Regions from separate parts of the Mus musculus genome. Here regions 1, 3 and 4 are each linked to region 2. The links are chromatin loops, found by intact Hi-C in ENCODE. Cell type or tissue: left cerebral cortex. All regions are shown on one strand. Region 1 has its middle 5.2 kb from the start of Gm40031. Region 2 holds the start of Cdh4 (cadherin 4). Region 3 has its middle 59 kb from the start of Gm40031. Region 4 overlaps Cdh4 (cadherin 4).

Region 1 (5,000 bases), 810 kb before region 2:
GCACCAGCCTCTCGATCTCATCAGCCTGAAAGATGCTTCTTCTGGAAGCTTGGGTCTGGATGCTCCTTCCACACTAACGCCAAGGACATCATTCTGTAAGACGAAGCCAGTGTCCACTCTCCACGGAGAGCATGAGAAAGGAGAAAGAAGTGAGAAGGGTCTCCAAGCCAAACCCCTGGGTGGCAACCAGCGAGCGACTCATTGTTGCAACAGGAAAGATATCTGGGTTATGACAGCAGAAGAGAAAATGGCTCTAAGTACTTATCACACTCGGTAAGACTTTGTAAACACAGAAACCAGATGTTCTAGCTGAAAGCATCTAACCCTGAAAAGAGAACGAACACAAATGTTTTAACAAATGAATTGTTGCCAAATCTGCTACAAGATGCCGATGACCAGATATTTAACATTTGTCCTTATTCAGAGTCACGAGAAATAAGCAGACACAAACTGAGTTGGGTAACACCACAGAGCATGCTTTCTGTGACCTTCATTCTCCCCTGGGGAGGTGGGGAGGCGGGAGGCTGTCACCCATCCCCTGTGATGGCACAGGCAACAGTAACTCACCTGTTTCCTGGAGTTGTTAAATCAGGGAAGACAAATGGCCACAGGAGCAGGATCCCTTCCTCCTACATGTCAAATCCCTCACACGTTATATTTAAAAAATACAACTTGAAATCCTAGCCAGCCATGTCCCCTGCAGGAGACCAGAGAGCCTTGAAGACAGAAGAGAGGCAGGTAATCCTTGCAGCTGACTGAGGGATGCAGAGAGCAAAGAATGACAGATACCCAAGAGGACAGAACAGACCTGGGAGGTAAGGGTGGGGCTTCCGAGAACTGAGCTGAGGGAGCTAAAATTACATGCAGTAGCTCTGTCTTATTTTTCCATGTGTCATACAGCAATGGCTTAGCCTGAGGCCAAAGCAGTTACTGCAAGCTCTGGGGTGACAAGACTGAATGCTGTGACCTCAGGAAGGCAAGGTGGGGGAGGGTAGGCTTCACACCCAGAAAACAAGATCTGTCAACCCAGGGGCAGTGGGTCTCATTCCCTGGAAGAAAAGCAATGGGTTCAGTGCTTGGAGCTTAGAGCGGTGGGGCAGCAGACACTTGAGGAGAATCAACAGTAGACACGTGCGATACCAGTGCAACAGATGGAAGGAGCCAGACGCTCTCGGAGCAGGGCTAGCCGGTTCAGTGAGCAGACTAAAAAGAGCAAAGAGAGATAAGTACACCCCAAACCAGGTAGGCACAGAAGCCAGGAAGTTAGAAATGGGAACATCAAAATCCCAAGCTGATCTGTGGGCAGAGGGCAGAGGAGACACAGCTAAAGCTTTCAGGACACTTCAGGAATCCCACAGGGATGTGTAGATACAAGGAGAGCCGAACCATGCGGACAGTAACCCCTTAAGATCCACACCTCCTTAAAGAATCCCGGAAGGAGAGAAGGGACCAGAGAACAAGGAAAATTAAGACCCAGTAATGGTTCTGAGAGGAGGAAAGACCCACCCTAGACACGTAGGGGGGAAATTCCAGAAGAACAGAAAAGGATCAGATTATTCAAAACCCCCAGAAAGAAAAATGATATTTTTGGCTTAGAGGCAGAATTCTAGCAGTGTTCGGCTTCCCCGTGCCAGCAATAGATACCGGGAGACAGTGGAGACATGGCTTCACAGTTCCAGGGAAGCTGTTTGCATAACTAATCTTGCACTCAGCCAAAATAACACCGATTCATCAACACTTAAGGATTAGGAAATCTGTCTTGCGGAGACCTGGGAGGATAATGGGATGGTCACTGGAATGTCACAGATTGCAGCACATTCTGTCAAATGTGACATCAAATATCAAATATTCTATCAAATATGCCACGAGCTCAGGATTACATGAGCACTCATCGTACAAAAGCGGTGCAAGCCACGTCAGACTGTCCAGGCTGCATTTGCAGCCTCAGCTTCTAAGTGGCAATGCCCCTGCTCCCTCCTCTGCCTGGCGCCCTCCTAGCTGTGAGGTTTTCACAAGCCTCACTGCCTCAGAGGCCTCTATCAATTTAACCAGGCTCCATTAATAAGCACAAAGATGGTTTACATGTTTCCCTACTAAACAGTTATAGCAGTGAGTGTCCCTTAGTCTTTTGTGTTGCATATGAGTAATATTTATACAGGGGGAGGCCCTAACATGGGAATAATTACAGATAAAAGAGAACAGAAAATTAGAAACTTCACAGATGTAGCAAACCCACTCCAGTGTAATCACGGCCACTTATTTACTCTTCAGATAACAGAACTCTGCACTCAGCTCTTCCCGAAGTGCGGTGTGTATGTGTGTGTGTGTGTGTGTGTGTGTGTGTGCATGTGTGCGTGTACATGTGTGGTGTGTATGTGTGTGCTTATGTAGTGTATGGGGTGTGCAGAAGGTGTGTCCTTGATGTGTGTGTGGTGGTTTTGTATGTATAAAGTTGGTACATGAGTGGTAGACATATGTGGTTTCTTTGTGTGTGGTATGGTATGGGCTTGGTGTGTGGTGTGTGCATGTGGTGTGTGTATGTGTGCACATGTGTGTGATATCATTGTGCATGTGCGTATCTGCATGTGTGAATCATGGGGTATGTGGGATGGCGTGTATAGTGAATTTGTGTGCATTTATATGAATATGTGCGAAGTGTGTTTGTGTATAGGTCTGTGCTGTGTATGTGTTATGCATACATGTAGATATGTGGATGTTTGTTGGTGTGTACACTGACATGTAAACGTGTATATTTGTGATATGTGTATGTGGTGGATGTGGTGTCCTTTCGTGCACATGTGTGTGATGTGTCAGTGTGTGTGTGTTCTGAGTGCAAGTGTGTGGAAGGCGTGCACACCGGAGCCACTGTTGGCAGAGTCCTGTCTGCGCTGCCACTCTCCACCTACAGATGGCGCTGTTGCCTTGCTCTCCATTACTCAGGCCCAGGGATGGCCGTAATTACAAAACAAAAAGAGATTACACTGCATACAGGTGGGCTGCCTGCTTTTGTTGTTTGGGCCTAGCAGGCCAGGATCTATTCTTCACAACTTCCAGGCTGTAAAACTCAGATAACTTTGAGATGTGCTATTCTTCAGAAAGAAAAAAGAGAAGATTATATTTGACCATCGTTTTTGAAATCTTCAGAAATAAGCCCTTTGAAAATAAGTCTTTGAGAACTTCCGAGGGTGTGCATCCAGCCAGAGCGGTTCAAGGGAGACCAGCCAGTTAGGCTTCAGTTTTCAAGTTCTTCATTCTTGTCCTCTTCTAAACAAAAACACATGCAAATGCCCTGTTCCCTCATCAGAGAGCGAGTGTGTGTGTGTGTGGGGGGGGGGGGGGGGTGTCTCACAGCTTTGTAGAGCCCAGGGCTGTTGGTGGTTGCTTCTTGCAGGTAGACACTGTGGGCAGGAAGGAGTGGGCATGGCTGACCATCAGGCCTTCTGGATTGTGTCCATGGAAATGATTCAGATGTGCCCGGCGCTGGGATTTGGGTCCAGCCTGGGACCTTTCTCTCTTCTGCAGGAAGGAACTTTCAGTTATGCTCAGGATCCACAGCCCAGCCCGGCTGAGCTCGGGTCCATCTGTCAGGGATGTATGTATACTGCAAACCCTGCCTGTTGCAGCTGGCCTGTCTCTGCACAGCTTTGTACTCGTGGCAGCCTATTGGGAGTGGACAGCACCACGTGGTCCTCTCAGAATGAAAGATGCGGAGATACAGTGACCTTGAATCCCAGTCAAGATCGTGAATAATTGAGAACAGAACTCAGCTGCAGAACACACTCTGAGCTACTCAGTTTTCAGTGCTCTGAACACGTGATCATGACCTTTCCCGTCTACCTGGCTCCGGTTCCCAGCTCCAGGCCCTCGAGGCTGCTGTTGTGCGCTGTGGTAGAGCAATGCTTGTCCACATTAGTGAAAGTTGAGTTTTCCTGTGTGAGTCTCGGTTCCATCGGAATGGGGCTGCTAAGCAGCGTTCACACAGACAAGCAGAGTGAGCTCTGAGAACCGTAAAAACACATAGATGGCTTCATGCGTCCCCAAAGGAAACTACAGAAAGTTAGATGGACTTTGGAGGGTGCAGGGCTGTGTTGGCAGAGCTGATGTGGCTAACAGGTGCTGAGCAGGGCAGCCATGTGAGATGGGAGGCCTGAAGCAGGCTCCTCCAGCACCAACGGAGTTAACAAAGGCTGGGTCTCCTGTACGTTCATCCGTCCATCCGTCCATCCGGCAGAGCTGACATGGGGATCCAGGGTTGCTTTAAATGCTTGCCCTGCTGGAGAACCCTGGGCAGAAGTCATGGAAGGAGTCCTGGGTACTGTTCCAGAAAGTCAGAGGCCAAGAGCAAAATGGAGATCTGAGCCAGGAGGTCATGACCAAGGACCACAGTGCCCATCCAGGTTTAATTACAGCCAGAGTCCCGAGGCAGCAAGAGTCCAGCAGAGCAGAGAGCAAAGGGCACCTGGATAATGGAGCTCCCAAGTCGAGCTACAAGATGCTGAGGGTGGGACAAAGCTGCCAGTTTGCTTGCTGCTCCAGTACTCCTCTCTCTGGAGAGCAGCTGTGATAGGCCCCTTGCCCTGTGTCCACACTGATAGTCTTAGCTGTTCCAGCTGTTGAACGGCAGATGCTTGGAGTCCCACTTGGAGGAGGAGTCCAGAGTTAGGTCAAAATCTTTGGCACCCAGGGTTGAGCTTGATTAGTAATGCCTGCCAGGGGTACAGACATAACAAATAGGCACGCATGTTTGAGCTCTCTGGCTCTGAAGGCAGGGATTGATTATTAATGCCTTCCAGGAACACAGGTATAGTGAGTAAAGGCCTGTGGATTTGTATCTGTCTCTGGCTACCTGCAGTGAGTGGCACAAGCTGTGCCATCTGGGAGTCCGAGTTTTGGAAATAACTTTCACTTTGTAAAGTGTTGCCCCCATTTGGACTGTCTTCCAAAATTCTGTCCTGCAGGATTCAGGTCCTAGCAGCTTGAGCTGACTCGGCTACACAGCG
Region 2 (5,000 bases):
GAAGCATGGCTAGGCTGGTAAATGATGCCAGACTTGAGGCAGCCTGATATTTGTGCTCTGCTCACTCCCTCTCCATCTCTCTCTTGCTTCTTCCCTTAAGAGTCTTCTGTCTTCTGCGCAAAGAGGCTTTCAGGAGCCGGTAGCAGGTTGATTCCATTCCTTCTCATCCTGCCTCAAATAGTCTCAACCACACTTCCCCAAGGATCTGGCTTTATTTTATAAGCACAATTTTTGCCAGCTCTACCTTCTTTACAAGACAGCTTTTTTTCCCTTTAACACTAAGGTGCCTAAAAGATTATGATAAACACAAGCTAGAGAGATGGCTCAGTTGTTAACGTGCTTGCCACAAAAACATGAAGATCTGAGCCTGGATCCTCAGCACCAGCTTAAAAGGACACCCATGGCAACATGCATCTGTAACCACACACACACACACACACACACACACATACACACACATACACGCACATGCATGTACACACATACACACATACATACACACACATACATGCACATGCATGTACACACATACACACATAAACACACACACGCATATGTACCTGCATGACCATGCATACACACACATGATAAATGGTAGGGGTTGCAAAACTACAGACAGAAGTCAGAGATCTTTGAGCATCTGACTTGTGGAAGTCGAACTCCTTGCCAGATACCTCAAGTGGAAGGTATAAAAGACTTCACTGCTTTCAAGCCTCCACAGTTTTACATGTGTACAACACCCATTCCCTGGTGTCTTTTCATAACTTCTCTTTGGAACAAAAGCACACTTCTAGGGTCCTCTACTCAGATTTTGAAGTTCGAGGTCTCAGTGGCTGCCCCATGCAGAACTGGCAGGCAGTGGTAGGTCAGAGCCTCATATTTCACCCACAGAACCCCAAGGCCCAGGAAGCAGCATTTCCTAAGGCTCCTTGGTCCAGGGCATTCCACGGGAAGCAATGCCTATGGAATCAATGCCTACAGTTCAAATGCTTACTGTCCACAAGGGTGGCTATTAAATGCAGGGGTCCAAGGGTCTAAGACCATATTCCCTGCACAACATTGTTGGTACCAGGCTCTTCTTTCTTTCTTTGTATGAAGTAAAGATGGAGGTCCTACAGAGACAACTAACCTGGGCCCATGGGAGCTCACTGAGACTGAATCATCAACCAAAAGCATGCATGGATGTAGGCTCCCGACAATATGCAGCAGATGTGCAGCTTGGTCTTCATGTGGGTCCCCTAACAACTTGAGCAGGGGGTTGTCTGTGACTTGGACTCTGTTGCCTGCCTATGGATCCCTTTCCCATAGCTGGGCTGTCTGGCCTCAGTGGGAGAGGATGAGACTCTCTATGTACCAATGCAGGTTAGCACCTAGGGAGGGGACCTGCCCCTTTGAGGAGAAGGGGAGGGGGAATGGGAGAAGGGGGAAGGTAAGAGTAGAAGGAGAGGTAATTGTGATGCAAAGTGAATGAATGAATAAATAAATGCATAAATAAATGGAAAGAGTTTTTTACTATAGATTTTAGTATGGGCATTATGAGTCAAAGAGGAACTTAAGGAAAAGATAATAATATTGGCTCAACCCTATGATCCTCACAGTAAGGAGGCTGAGGCAGGAGGACTGCTGTCAGTTTGAAGCCAACTTGGGCCTTAAAATAAGAAAAGAAAGGAGGAGAGGAGGAGGGACGAAGGGAGGGAGGGAGGGAAGAAGGGAGGGAGGGAGGGGAGGAGGAGAGGAGGAGAGGAAGGAGGCTAGGGAAAAGGCAGTGTTGTTTGCTGCAGATGGAGCTTGGAGAATCTGTATTCTCACTAGGGCTCTGCATATTTCCTCCTGAGTAGAAGGATGACTTGAAGAGTGGCAGTGAGTGTATAAATGTGTGTGAGCATGTGAGTATGAGTGTAAGAGTTTGTGTGAGAGTGTGTGTATGAGTGTGTGAATGTGTGTGAGTGTATGAATGTGTGTGAGAGAGTATGTGAGTGTGTGAGTGTATGTCTGTGAGCGTGTGTGTGAGTATATATGAGTGTGTATGAATGTGTGTGAGTGTATGTGTCTGTGAGCATGTGAATGTGTGAGTGTGAGTGTAAGAGTGTGTGAGAGTGTGTGAGTGTGTATGAGTGTGTATGGATGTGTATAGATGTATGTGAGTGTATGAGTGTGTTTAAGTGTGTGTGAGAGTATATGAGTGTGTGAGCATGTGGCTGTGAGTGTATGATTGTGTAAGAGTGTGTGTGAATATATGTGAGCATGTGAGTGTATGTGTGTGTGAATGTATGTGAATATAAGTGTGAGTGTGTGTGAGAGAGAGTGTGTGAGTGAGGGGGGGGGTTTGTGTGTGTGTTATCCTATGGATTTTAGTAGGGAGTAGTGGGTGAGGGGCCCAAGAACCCATATTTTTAAACAAGCTCCCTTGGTCATGCTGGCCAGACTATAAGAAACAGGCTAGGACAGTCCCTGGAAAGAGCCGCTTTGTATTTGCCTGTCTCAGCACGCCCTCTCTGCTTCACTCAGAACAAGCCTGACAAAGCAATGCTCTCTGCTGGACTCGCATGGGTTACTGCAACGTTTCTGAGCCATGCTCTTAGAAACGTGGATTCCTGTAAGAAGCCTAAGTCAACGACTTGAATAAGTAAGTTTGGGGAATGCTGCCCGTGCATGGGCCCTGGGGTCTGTGTGCTAATGCTGGGAGCCCGTTCTTAATAAGTGAACCTTAAACTTCCCTCTGCCGGCTGTATAAAGGGAACCTTGTGAGTGCACACCTGGGGCAGATTAAATTACACAACCCTTCTATACTCACAGTAGGGCTGGTTAATGCTAGGATAGTAAGCTCTATCAGGAAGTCACAGTGCTTGTCTGGAGGGCCAAAACTCTCAGATAGATAACTGTAGGCAAGGGTGAGGTGTGCTGAGGAGGCACCTGCTTCCTCAGATCCATGGCTTGTCCCTCAAGTTGACATGGCTGTCTTCTCAGAACCTAAGCTGGAGAGAGGAGGGGCTCTTTCAGGTGACTTACTGTTGCCTTAGGTCTGGGCTAAGAACACAGAGTGGCCCCCACGGAGGCATCTCAATACAAGAAGAGCGAAGGAGCTGATGTGGGCAGGATGAAGTATGTTCAGGAGGGAGGCATCTCCTTAAGGGACATGTGCCCTAGAAGCAGAACAGAACTCTCCAAAAGGATTTGCTGCCATCTCCCCCTGACTGTACAGTGTGTCTGAATCTACAGGGTAGCTGTCTCCTCCAGGTCTCCATATTCCTTCTCACCTCCCCAGTAAGCTCACCGACTCGCCAAGCTGTACTCAAGTCTTGCTTTGGTCTGGGTACCTCTCTATCAAGAGTGAATGTTTCTTTGTCTCCCCAGGGAAGGACATAGAAGAGTCTGAAGACTGCCCAGCCAGCCATGCTAAGTTAGTAGCCTCTCTCATTCCTTAGCAGGCCAATACTGGGACAGTCTGTGGCATAGGGCCAGGTTGGCACAGGCTTGGTGTTCAGATACTTGGTGGTCCAAGCTAAACCCAGTCTCATACCTCTGGACAGAGCCCACTATGCACCCTGGGTTACCCTGATTTCCCATGGCTCGAGTACTAGTCAGGAGACCTAGGGTGTCATCCACCATAGTGGGGGGAGGGGGGGCAAGGAAGAAAAGGTCTCTCTGTCCAAGTTAACTATGACCTTGGGGCAACTTAATTCACTCTTCTCAAACCAGAACTATTGTATTCTGGACACAGATTTTCTCAGAAGAGAGACAAAGAACATTTGAAAAACATCTGAGCAGACACTCCACTTTTCTGTACATTGCTTAGCCAAGGGAGGGATGGGGAAGCCTTCACTCACAGTCCAAGCTGCCCTTATTTTTCCGCGAGAGCGATACGATGCTTAAAGAAATGCCTGCAGTCAGGGTTGGAAATTGCCCATGCGAAGCAAATGGAGCTGGCCTGCCCAGGGAGCTGACGTGCCTGACAGCTCTGCCCGCTGGAGTCCCTTCCTTCCTTCCGCGGCCTCTGATTTCTTCCTTGCCTATACAGAAGACCTAACTACATTTTGGCACACACAGAGGAATGGGTAGGAATCCTCCCAAACCTTGGAGGATAGCCAGAGCCAGGCCCACACTATAAGGGGTCAGCCGAGCCAGCCCAGCTGGAGAGTGACCCCTCCCCTCTCCCTCTCTTCCGATCCCTGAGCTGTTCAGAGGGCTGGAGGCCATCACAAAGGCCTGTGTCCGGAGACTTAGATGACACAGGGATGAAGGAAGTGTCCACTCTTCACTGTGGGCTCTGAAAAGAAGTTGACCTAACATCACGGTGTGATCACAAGCAGGGGTCCCACAATCTACAAAGGACATCTAACTTGCTGGGCAGAGACTACACAGTCTTCTTTGGTTCACACCGTCTTTGCTCCTAGAAACCCAGTCTCCCTGGCTTCGTCTGCTCATACAGGCCTCTAGTTGTCCCACGGGACTGAGGCCGCCCTGCCAGCGAGCAACCAGGCCAAGCGGCTGAGCGAGTGGGCGCGGGAGCGGCTCCTTTAAGGCCCGCGTCAGGCCCGGCCGGAGGGGCGGGGCCTCGGCGAGGCCGCCGCTCAGCTTCACCTGCAGTTCCGAGCGCGCGGAACAGAGGCGCGGGCGGCTGCGAGGCCGGCGGACGCACCGGCCGGAGGGAGCGCGCCGCCGGCCCACTTGGCCTGGCTCCCGGAGCCCGGGCGGCAAGTGCGGGGAAAAGCAGGGCGGGCGCGGGCGGAGCATCGCCGCGGCGAGGGAAGCCGGGCACCGGGCGAGCGCCGGGGCGGCGCGGCGGGGACGATGACCACAGGCTCTGTGCTGCCGCTGCTGCTGCTCGGGCTCTCGGGCGCGCTCCGGGTAAGTTGCCGCCTCTCCGATCGCAGGCGATCTGGGAACCCGTGGGGCTAGCTGGTGTCTCCCGGTCTTCTCAAACCGCCGCCCGCGCTGCGCGAAGCCGCTCGCTATCGGAGCGAGGAGCCGCGGAGCTGAGCGGGCGGGACCCTAGGTGC
Region 3 (5,000 bases), 860 kb before region 2:
AGGAGCTTCACTTGGGATCCTTGATCTCAATGAAGGAGATGAATCCCCAGGTGAGTGTCTCTGCCCATGCAGTGCAGAGTGAGGGGAGAGACACGTGCCTGCCTCCATCTCAGCATCCCCTTTCTGCATTGCATTGCGTCTTAACCTTTCGTGCCCAGAACAGCACCTACAAAAGCAGCTGCTGTGGGTCTCAGGCCTGACCCTGGTGTGAACCCTCCTGGTCCCCAGCTGCAGTGTGCAGACTGTGGGACTCATCAGCCTCCTAGACAACAAAGCCCAGTTTCTCCTGTCTGTCCCCTCTGCCTTCTCTGCTTCCTTTTTCCTTTCTTCCTCTCTCCTTTCCCCCTCTCTTTCTCTGCATCTCTCCCTCCTTCCACATCTCTGCCTTTCCAGCTTTTCAGTCCATCTCAGCCTGTCTCTCTCTCTTCCTCTTTCCATACCCATACCACTCTTCCCTCCCTGCTTCCCCTCCCCAAAGTCCACCTCTCCTTCTCGCTCTGTAATATTTGTGCCCTCCCTTCCCCCCATTCTGCTTCTCTGGAAAATTTTGTGTAATGTCACCGCCAGTAAAGAAATCAAGAATTGGTTTTTCTGCACTTGTGAACTCCCCAACCCATGTGCTTTGCCCAGAGAGCATCAGTCTGCAGGACTGAACAGATAAATGCCTGATAGGTGGTTAGCTTTTCCCACCCAGAGCACAGGTCTGTCTGAGGGAAAGGGCTTAGAGAAGTGTGGGTTCCCAAGTATGTGGGAAAACTTGGTCCACAGAGTTGGAACTGTGTAGCAGGGATCTGCTCTGCATGTTAAATATGAAATAAGAGTCCTCTTGGGTATCCCTGTACTCGAGAACCTAGTCAATGGAAGCCTCTTGGAGCAGGCATCTCCCTGGGAACCTGTTTGTATCTAGGTATGACGGAGAGTTCTGGCTCTCTGCCAGGTCAGGAGATCTTAGACCAGGACATATCCCTGTCAGAGTGATGCTTCAGGCTGGTGCGGACACACCTGACACCTGGTTCCCAGCCTGGTGCTACTCCAGGAGTCCACTGGCCTAGAAGCCAGAGCATTTAGAGGGGTATTAATGGGCATGGTGGCTAGCCTAGAGGAAGGGTTGTGGCACAGGGCAATCTTAGTGCGCTTGGGAGTAGAGAGCTCCTCATATGGGATAGAGAACTCCTCCTAAGGAAAGAGAGTCCTCCCAGGGCAAGAGTTTTCCTAGGGATAAAGAGTCCTCCAGGAGACAAGGAATCCTCCCAGGATACAGAGAATCCTCCCAAGGAAAGGGAATCCTCCTACGAGTGATAATGTACTGGCAGGAAATTGGCTTCCATGCACACACCCATCCTACTGCCAGACCTGGAGCACACTGATGAATTAAACATCAGGAACAACAGTGAATGTGATATCTGAGACCAACACCAGTCACCTGAAGCGAGCTGGCCTCAGGAAAGCCACATACGTGTGCCTCTCGCTAGTGATGTTCTCATTCCAACAAAGTCCCAGCAATCACCCCCACCCCCACAGTGACACCATGTCTGGTGTATCCGAATCGTTTTACGTCCTCTGCCTAACACAGCATTAACATTTGATAGTAGCCCTAAAAAAATGTAATTACACAAACAAATTAAGATGCCATCGTGTTACCAATCAAAGGACGGTAACTTCACCGGCCTGGTGTTGCCTGAGAGCCTACGAATTAGTCAGCCTGTCAGGGGCTGAGCCACTCCCCTTGTTGCTTCATATTAAATAATTGAAAGCCGCTCTTTCCCACCAGCAAACAGCTGTCTCCTGCTTTAATGCTGTTCCTTCTGGTACTGAGCTCAGCAGATCAGTTTGCCGTGGGTATGTGTGACTGGGACTGGGACATGGGGGTAGAAGGGGGTGCTGCATTGTAAGCCAGGTGAGGCCGGGGTTTGCTGATCAGTGTTGTGGGTTAGCTGGGATGAGGGCAAAATCCACAGGAGCCCACAGGAACCCACTGCCCCATGGGGTAACAGCACCTGGAAGCCAGGAGTACAGCGGCAAGCAGATAGAGAGAGAACGTGAGTGCCCTTGGTCTGGAACAGAAGGAGCTAAATAAAGAATACGAACCATGAAATGACTGTCCCCAATCTATTTCCTAAGAATTGCCTTGCCATCTAAACTCTAAGAATTAAATTTGGGTACACCACCACCAGGTGGCAGCATGCACTCTTAAAAATATGTTTTGTTCAAATCTATCTCTGGTGTTCTTGGCAGAGGAGAGTCTGAGAGACCTGGGCATTGTGGAGTGGCAGAGCTCAGAGGCTCACAAAGTGATAGGAACTTGTATTTTACAATCTGTCCTTAATGACAGATTGGGGACAGGCCGATTTTAATAGTGGAGTGATAGTTAACAAAGGGGAAAAAAACCTTATCTAACACGAACCTATAACTCTTTATTATTCCAGTTATTAAAATTAATGGAAATAAATAACAAGATGGCTGTTAAGTAAGCAAGAAATAATATTATGTTTTGTTATTAAATGAAGCAAAGACTTCCAAATACCTTCTAGCTTATGTGACCAAAATTGCAGGGCAAAGCAAGAGCCCTGTATACAAACTATGAAGAGAGCTTTTCCGTTTGACATGGAAATGGGAGCTCCTCCCCACAGCCCTGCTCCACGGCATTAAAGCAATTTTACCCAGGTTGCTCTAAGCCTCTCTGCCCGTGCCTGCCCCATATTTCAAATGTCTCAGCCGTCGCTTGCCACTAGGGAACTTCTTATGCAATACTCTCTGCAGGTTCCTCAGCCAACAGGGACTCCCGTCTTGTACTCAGGCACCCCTACTCTTGAGGGATATAACTTGCCAAACTAGAGCTGAGGCTGCCAGGCAATCATCAAGGGCTGGGGCAGGGGGAGCATGGTGTCAACCTCATAGCTCTCTGCACATGGCTCAGAGGCTTCCTGGTCTCTGGCCAATCAAACCTGAGGCATCTTGTCTCTGAATGCTTGCTAAAAGAGAGCGAGAGGGAGAAGATCCTGTGACCATGGTGTCCTCCCTCAGCACAGCCAGCTCCGCGTCACCCCTCTCAACCATTCCCACTCAGCGCAGAACACAAAGTGCAGGGAGCCATGCCATATGTATGGCACTGTCACAGGTCCTTCTGACACACCCCCCTCTGGCGTCTCCCTTGTTGCGCTTGCTGCTGTTGTACTGAGTACGACTCCAGGTGCTGCTATTTAACCAACATAGCTTAAGACTCTTTTGTGTTCAGGTGGCTGATGTTTGCCAGGAAAATCACATTAAAGGCTTCTAACCCCCCGAGCAGTCATGTCCATTTCCATAGTCACTCTCTGACATCTTTATCACTTCTGTTGGCAACAAACGCAACCCAGAATGCACCCCGTTCTGCTGAAAGTATCGCTGTCGAGGACAGCTTTCCATAGCTCTGACTGCTGGGCCCAGCAGCACAAATGTTTATAATGGCTCATGTGTTGACGGATGCCTTCCAACTGCACATTATCCCCATTTGCTAGCTTGCCAGATGCTTCCAGAAGTATATGAGGATGCCAGTTTCATTAGGGTGCCGCCTGCACTAGGTATTTCCACTAAACACATTTTAATGCTACTTTAATAGGCAAAGGGGACCTGCTGCCTGGCTTAACTTCCATCCATCAGGTGGAGTGTCCCAGTCTCCACCAACAGCAGGAACATCATGTCCCAGGAGATGCCCAACAGCTGTCCTCTCTAGGGAATGCCAGGTGTGGCTCTGCTTCTTTCCCCATTGGAAGACAGACTCCTCATCCCTTAAACTCCACAAAGGAGTCTGCCTGCCCCTTGCCTGTCACCCAGTGCAAGCCCAGCAGGTGACAGTAGCAGGACCCTCCCACACTCTCACCTGGTTTGATGCAAGCTGTGTGTGCTTCAGAGGCTTGGCAAACAGGAGAGGCCTAATCTAAAGCAACTACACAGTGAGACCCCAACAGTGTCAAAGCCAGGAGAGGAACAAAGCTGTGGGAAACCGACCCCCACCACCACCCCCGTCTCTCTCATTTTTCAAGTGCTCCAGAGTCAAACAGGAAGTGAGAGTGGACAGCCCAGTGGTCAGTCCTGTAACATCAGATTACCAAGCCTTGTGGGAGGAGTCAGTCATGGGATTTGTCCCTTAGCACACCATCAGACTCAGAGAAAGGAGATGTGTGGGGAGCCGCCCTCACATTCACCATTACAAGATGGCGCTGATATCCTGTGTTCTAAGTGGTAAACAAATAATCTGCGCATGTGCCAAGGGTAGTTCTCCACTCCATGTGCTCTGCCTTCCCCATGACGACAACTCGGCCGATGGGCTGCAGCCAATCAGGGAGTGACACGTCCTAGGCGGAGGATAATTCTCCTTAAAAAGGGACGGGGTTTCGCCATTCGCTCTCTTGCTCTCTTGCTCTTGCTCTCTTGCTCCTGAAGATGTAAGCAATAAAGCTTTTGCCGCAGAAGATTCCGGTTTGTTGCGTCTTTCCTGGCCGGTCGCGAGAACGCATGTAAGAGAGATGCCACATGGCGGCCAAGACAGGGACCTGAGCATTTCACTGTCACCTGTCTTTCTAAACAGTAGGGAGAAATGGGGAGATCGTGGGTCCTTCGGGGTGCTGGGAAAACATCTGTAATGCTGCAGAGCCATCACTCGTTACTGGGTAGGGTTTAGAACCTCGATTGTGCCAGACACAGAGCTTCTCTGAGGATGAAGATAAAAGGGGGGTCAGATAGGGATGCCGGATCGTGATGGGGGACAGGGAGGTCAGCTAGTCACAGTTTCTATCGGAACAGGTGTCTCGGGCACTTCTCAAGCATACCTTACAATCTCAAGGGCCAGAAGAGCTGCCGAGATGTGGGTTGCTAGGCCACTGTGGCTCTGGTGATGGCAGGGATGTGTGTTTTAACATATTCCTAGGTGTCTCTGATACTGACAGGAGCACAGACTGAGAACTACTGCACAGAACCAAAATGACAACAGCTTCCAGGTATTGGACACTTACCTGTGTCTG
Region 4 (5,000 bases), 280 kb after region 2:
CTCCAGATGTGCAGAAATAGAGCAACCACTTACTCAGTCTATGGACTCAGGATTCACCAGGAGTCAGTCAAGTACCCCAAAGTGACAGGGAAGGGTGGATGGCAGACAGACAGCCACCAGGCCCCAACTCTCCTTCAAGGCTAATGGGGAGATAGGTTCAGGGGCAGTGATGTCACATGTCAGTGTGAACCAGTGTGGCTAAGACTTCATCAGTTGCCTGTCAGGAAGAAATCAAGATTTTCAGCCAGGGGTATCCTAGTGACTTTGCACAGAGGCTTTAAGAACAGAAGCATGGTCTTTGAGAGTCCACCATTACATGAATTACCCTGTGCAGAAGAGTCCCAGGCTACCTTGTCCTGCTCACCTATAGCTCAAACCACTGATGTGTCAGAGGCATGGACAGTTCCAGGAGCTCCTGGGTGCTGCCTTCCTGAGGGACTCTGAATCACATTACAACCATGTACCAGTAGGCATGTCACTGAGCATATATTATCTTTAAATGTGAATGAACATATATAAACTAACTAACAGAATAAGAGGTGTGCACACATGTGTGTGTATATGTGTATGTGTTGTATGCATACACATTTGCATGTGTGTACGCATGTGTGTGTGTGTGTGTGTGCATGTACATGTGTCTGTGTGCATGAGCGCATGTACACATGTGCATGTTCGTGCAGGTTGGGAACCAAGCCCAGAGCGTCAGACACCCTTATCAAATGCTCTCCCACTGAACTGCACCCCAGTCCCCATGTTTGGTTTTAAAAAAAACAAAACTCAATCCATATATAAATAGATTTGCAAGATGGATGCGCCCTAGGGATTTCTGTTTGTTTGTTTCTCTCGTTATACAAACAGAGCCCTTCCTGTACATTCTGTCAGGATGCAGTAACAGAATGCCACAGGCTGGGAGACTTCAGAGGAATCACTTAGTAACCGCTCTCACTCCTGAAGGCTAAAGGCGCTGGCCTCTGCTGCTGCTGTTCAGGGACTGCCATCTCTGTGTGCTCCTGTGACCAGAGGGAAAGAGCAGACCTTGTACAGGCTGGTGTCTGGGGACACCAGGCCTCTGGGAGGAGGGGCTACCTCACCCAGGAGCCTCCCTGCTTCCTGAGATGCCCATCTAGCTCCACGCACCGGCCGTCCTGTGTTACTGTCCCCAGGGCTTCTCCTCACCGTGGTAGCAGCTCTCTTTCTGGATGAGGTATAGAGGGCTACAGACACGGCCCCAGCCTCCCCAGGTACCACCACTCATCCATTTCCCAGAATCCCACGCATTCCAAATAGAGTCACAGAGCCCAACGGCGCTGGAAGATTCTGCCAAGCACTTCAGTAAGGAGATGAATTGGATAACGGAAGAAAAGCTTCTTCAAGGAGTTGGAGCTGATCCAGCCTGAAACATTTTGTTAGAACAACATTTTCTGATTCCAATGTACTGGGGTGGTTAACTTCTGTGTCAGCTCCAAGCTGCAGGTGTGGGCTAAAAAAAAAAAAAAAAAAAAAAAAAGAAGAAGAAGAAGAAAGAAAGAAAAGAAAAAAAGGAAAAGCAAATTTGGTTACTCGAGAATGCTACAAAGTGGCAGCTTGGTGTCCACAAGGCCGAGCCGGTGTTTGACCAGGGTTCACTGCACAGCAGCTTCCTTTCAGTTTACAAAACAGAGCAAGAGGCTGGCAGGGGTCGGGGAGGCAGTGAGGAGGTGGAAGGGTCACCACCGGCCTGTCCTCTGTGTCCAGCAGATATAGGAACAGAGGGGTAGCTTGACTAGGCCAGCATACATCTCCCCTGCATGCCGGGGTCCCTGCTGCTAACAAGGTCTGACCTCAGGCTCTTCAGGAGGCACCTGTTTGTCTTTCCAAAGGCAACATCTTAATTCTCTGTTTTCTCGCTGCCTCCCTTTCTCGAGCATCCAAGATCTCCTAAATCTCAGGTAACAGTGAGGATTCCAGAAACATGGAGCATAAACAGCCACAAAAACATCAGGCTAGGAGGGTAGTCGGCAAGCATGTCACGTATGTTTTATATCTCTCTACTTCAAAATGAGATAACATGAAATCATCTAACAGGGAAAGAGCTATATGCATATAGACACATGCCTGAACATGCACACATGATATACATGGGCACATAGGCACACAGACTCATACATGCAAACACAGACGTGAGCATATATGCAGAAGTGAAAATAACTACTGTTTGAATTTGGGAGATCTAGAAGTCCCAAGTACATAGCACCCTATCCTGGCTGATTGTGACTTGGGAGGCAGGACCTGTTTTCTAAAGGTAGGGAGGGTCCAAGGATAGAGTCCCATGTCTGTGTGATACCCCCACACTGTGGGCATCACAGGTAGTGCACCACAGGACAAGATAATACCACCCCTGCTTCTGGAGAGGAGCTCACTCAGGACGTTGCAGCCATGTGGCCCACCTGCTATAGGATTGTGGCCTCCCAAGGAGGGTTAACACCAGCAGACATTACTAAAAGCACATGACCAAAACATGGCCCAGGCTGCCAGGAGGCCACATGATTTAAGCTTATCACCATGAAGTGGGCTCCTGTCCCTCGGCTGCATTTTGATGTGGCATGATGTCAGACTGAAACAGGAAACACCCCAGTCCGGAATGCCCCTCACTGCAGATGGCTGGGCCACAGTCATCTCCTTCTGACATCCTCAGGGGACCACAGACAACAGATACAGACAGTACAGCCACCATCACCACCCTCAGTTAACCCAGCAAGCATATTGTGTAACAAAATAAGAAGGTAAACTCTGATCCTGTCCGCCAGTTGTCCAGCAGGAGATTCCTGCCACAGGGTGGAAGGGAGCTCGGTGAAGCTGTGTGGAAGTTACAGATGGGACCCAGGCCGCTGGCAAGGCATCATGGGTAGGCAGAGATTACAGATGGAACTTAGGCCGCTGGCAAGGCATCATGGGTAGGAGGAGATTAAAGGTGGGACCCAGGCCACTGGCAAGGCATCATGGGGAGGAGGAGATTACAGAAGGACCCCAGGCCGCTGGCAACGCATCATGGGTAGAAGGAGAAGCAAGGCATCATGGGGAGGACGGAGGAGTCAGCTTGACTTGAGAGCCGTCTGCAACCCTTGATTTGTAGAGCTTGCCTGCCTCTAGTGTTTGTCTCAGCTGTAAGGACCAGCTCCAGATGCTGGTGGTGGACTCTTCTTTTGGCATCCAAAAGCTGGCCACACGGCAGTAAGCAGGGTCCAACCGCGTCTGGCCCCTCTTGGCTTCCCAGTTTAAAGCCTTCATCTATAAGATGGGGCCTAGTATAAGTAGAGTCTAGTCTAACTCCTTTGTGCTTTCTTTCTAACTTCTGTTTCCCAAGTCTCCCTCTCGCAGGCTCTGTGAACTTCATTGTTGTGACTCTGAAGTGACATATTCAGGTCACGATTTATAAGTCGCCATGGACTTGCTTTAAGGACTGTGACTGATATTGTCACCTGCACTAGGAACAGGAGATGTGCGGTTCAGTGTTGATCACATGAGAGATGTCCCGCAGGGAGAGAGAGCAGCTTTGGGTCATGCTTGTGTTGGGGACCAGAGCTTAGACTTAGCTTTGGAAGGCTGGGTGTCTGAAAACTGAGGGAGGATTTACAGGTTGTGCCTGTCTCTGTGACAAATTTGCAAGCAAAGAAACACCAGCTTCTAATGGCTTCTGTGACCGTTCTAGGCCTCCAGGCCTCAGACCCAGTAGGTATTTCCAGGTCTGGGCCATCCAGGCAGGACTTCTGGAAGTACTTGTCGCTGCTATCTGTCTTGATGAGGTACAGAGGCATGGCCTGGCTGAGGCGCAGGCTCAGGGAAGCCATGGATCTGTCAAGGCCATTGTCTACGCACAGTAGCATGAGACTCATGACAGGGAAGCAGAGTCAGGGCATCATCAGTGGCGGCTCCCTCAAGAGCTGCACGTTCCCTGACTGTACAGTCTGAGTTAGCCCAGTTTCCACGCTGCTTCTCCACGCCTCTCTCTGTCCATTCCCCTGCTTGTAGCTGCTTGCCAATCAATACTTTTTACAAAAATGAGATCATGTCAGCTCTTTATTTCCAACCCATCGATGGCTCTGGGTCACGTTTAGAACAGAACTCTTCCATGTGGTCCTGAGTGATCTACTCACTGCTGGCCCCATTGCTACACTGGGGGACTTACCTACAAGTGGTCACTGGGTGGACCTCAGCATCTCTTCTCTGGCTTCTTTAATAGTTTCAAGCACTTCCTGTTCCAGAGGTTTGTGGTAATGGGGGCACCGCTCTCCTGCACTTTGCCTAAACAGCAGGCTCTTCTTCCACAGTCCTTGCTCCATGATGCTTGGCCTGACCGTGTCCATCTGAGCTCTGAGCAGACACGCTCTCCGACCTCTGACCTCTCACAGTTCAGTTGCTCACATTCACGTTTCTGGATTTTTGCACTCTCCATGAAGCTGGAGTTTTGTTCACTGGTCAATTCCTAGTGTTTATCTCGAAGTCGGGCACAGAGCTAACGATGCCTGCCCAGAGTGCATCGCTGCTGTCTGCACTTTCTGATTGAGGACATCTGCGTGCACTTAGATCGGCGTGCTGTAGATGAAGTGCACTCTGGAGTGTATAGCTGAAGTTTGTCCTGGGAGCCTGGGCCCACGATGACTGACGCCGTTAACAAAACTATCATAATACTATCCAGGAAGCATTGCTAATACATACTTTATCCTTTTTGAGAGTGCTGTGTTGAACATCTACTGGAGGAGGGGTGGGAGGGTACTAACCACTGAGTTTCTCATAAGACAGAAAAGTAGCCAACACCTTCACCTCTAGGAAAACTAGACTTTAGCATCGAGAAGAAAGGTCGCCCACAGGTAGTGTTTACCTCCCATCGAAAGATTTATTTCCATCCTTAAAGGTAATAATAATAATTACAGGCCTTTGGTGGTGGTAATTCACAAATAAGTGGTATTTAGTTAGTTTTTCTAAGTGCTAACAGTTCGCCTCACCTTTCTCACTGGTGAGAT

What was found. Hi-C counts contacts between places; a loop is a spot of excess contacts. Peaks named below come from ENCODE experiments on the same cell type or tissue, not always from the same donor. Only the 100,000 strongest peaks of a DNase experiment are listed, where the experiment ranks them.
Region 1: it touches region 2 in a loop (5-fold over the local background); 2 of 42 quality-filtered maps call a loop at or near these places.
Region 3: a loop joins it to region 2, with 5 times the contacts of the local background. A loop is called at or near these places in 2 of 42 quality-filtered maps.
Region 4: it touches region 2 in a loop (2.7-fold over the local background); 2 of 42 quality-filtered maps call a loop at or near these places.

The regions. Positions count from the first base shown.
Region 1 is chr2:178,627,041-178,632,040 of GRCm38, forward strand. No RefSeq gene overlaps it. Among named protein-coding and RNA genes, the nearest start is that of Gm40031, 5.2 kb to the right of the region's middle. In left cerebral cortex, a CTCF peak has its summit at 2,898 (motif pointing right); DNase peaks (open chromatin) are centred at 1,144, 1,673 and 2,908.
Region 2 is chr2:179,437,831-179,442,830 of GRCm38, forward strand. It overlaps Cdh4 (cadherin 4), which reads left to right and starts at 4,601. Exons shown (of 16, transcript NM_009867.3): 1 at 4,601-4,848. The coding sequence starts at 4,792. In left cerebral cortex, a CTCF peak has its summit at 2,531 (motif pointing left); DNase peaks (open chromatin) are centred at 2,536, 4,032 and 4,746; H3K4me3 peaks cover 787 bases; H3K27ac peaks cover 681 bases.
Region 3 is chr2:178,572,869-178,577,868 of GRCm38, forward strand. No RefSeq gene overlaps it. Among named protein-coding and RNA genes, the nearest start is that of Gm40031, 59 kb to the right of the region's middle. In left cerebral cortex, a CTCF peak has its summit at 2,168 (motif pointing right); DNase peaks (open chromatin) are centred at 1,323, 2,174 and 2,776.
Region 4 is chr2:179,720,628-179,725,627 of GRCm38, forward strand. The region is part of intron 2 of Cdh4 (cadherin 4); the gene reads left to right. Among named protein-coding and RNA genes, the nearest start is that of Gm36066, 81 kb to the right of the region's middle. In left cerebral cortex, a CTCF peak has its summit at 2,330; a DNase peak (open chromatin) is centred at 1,337.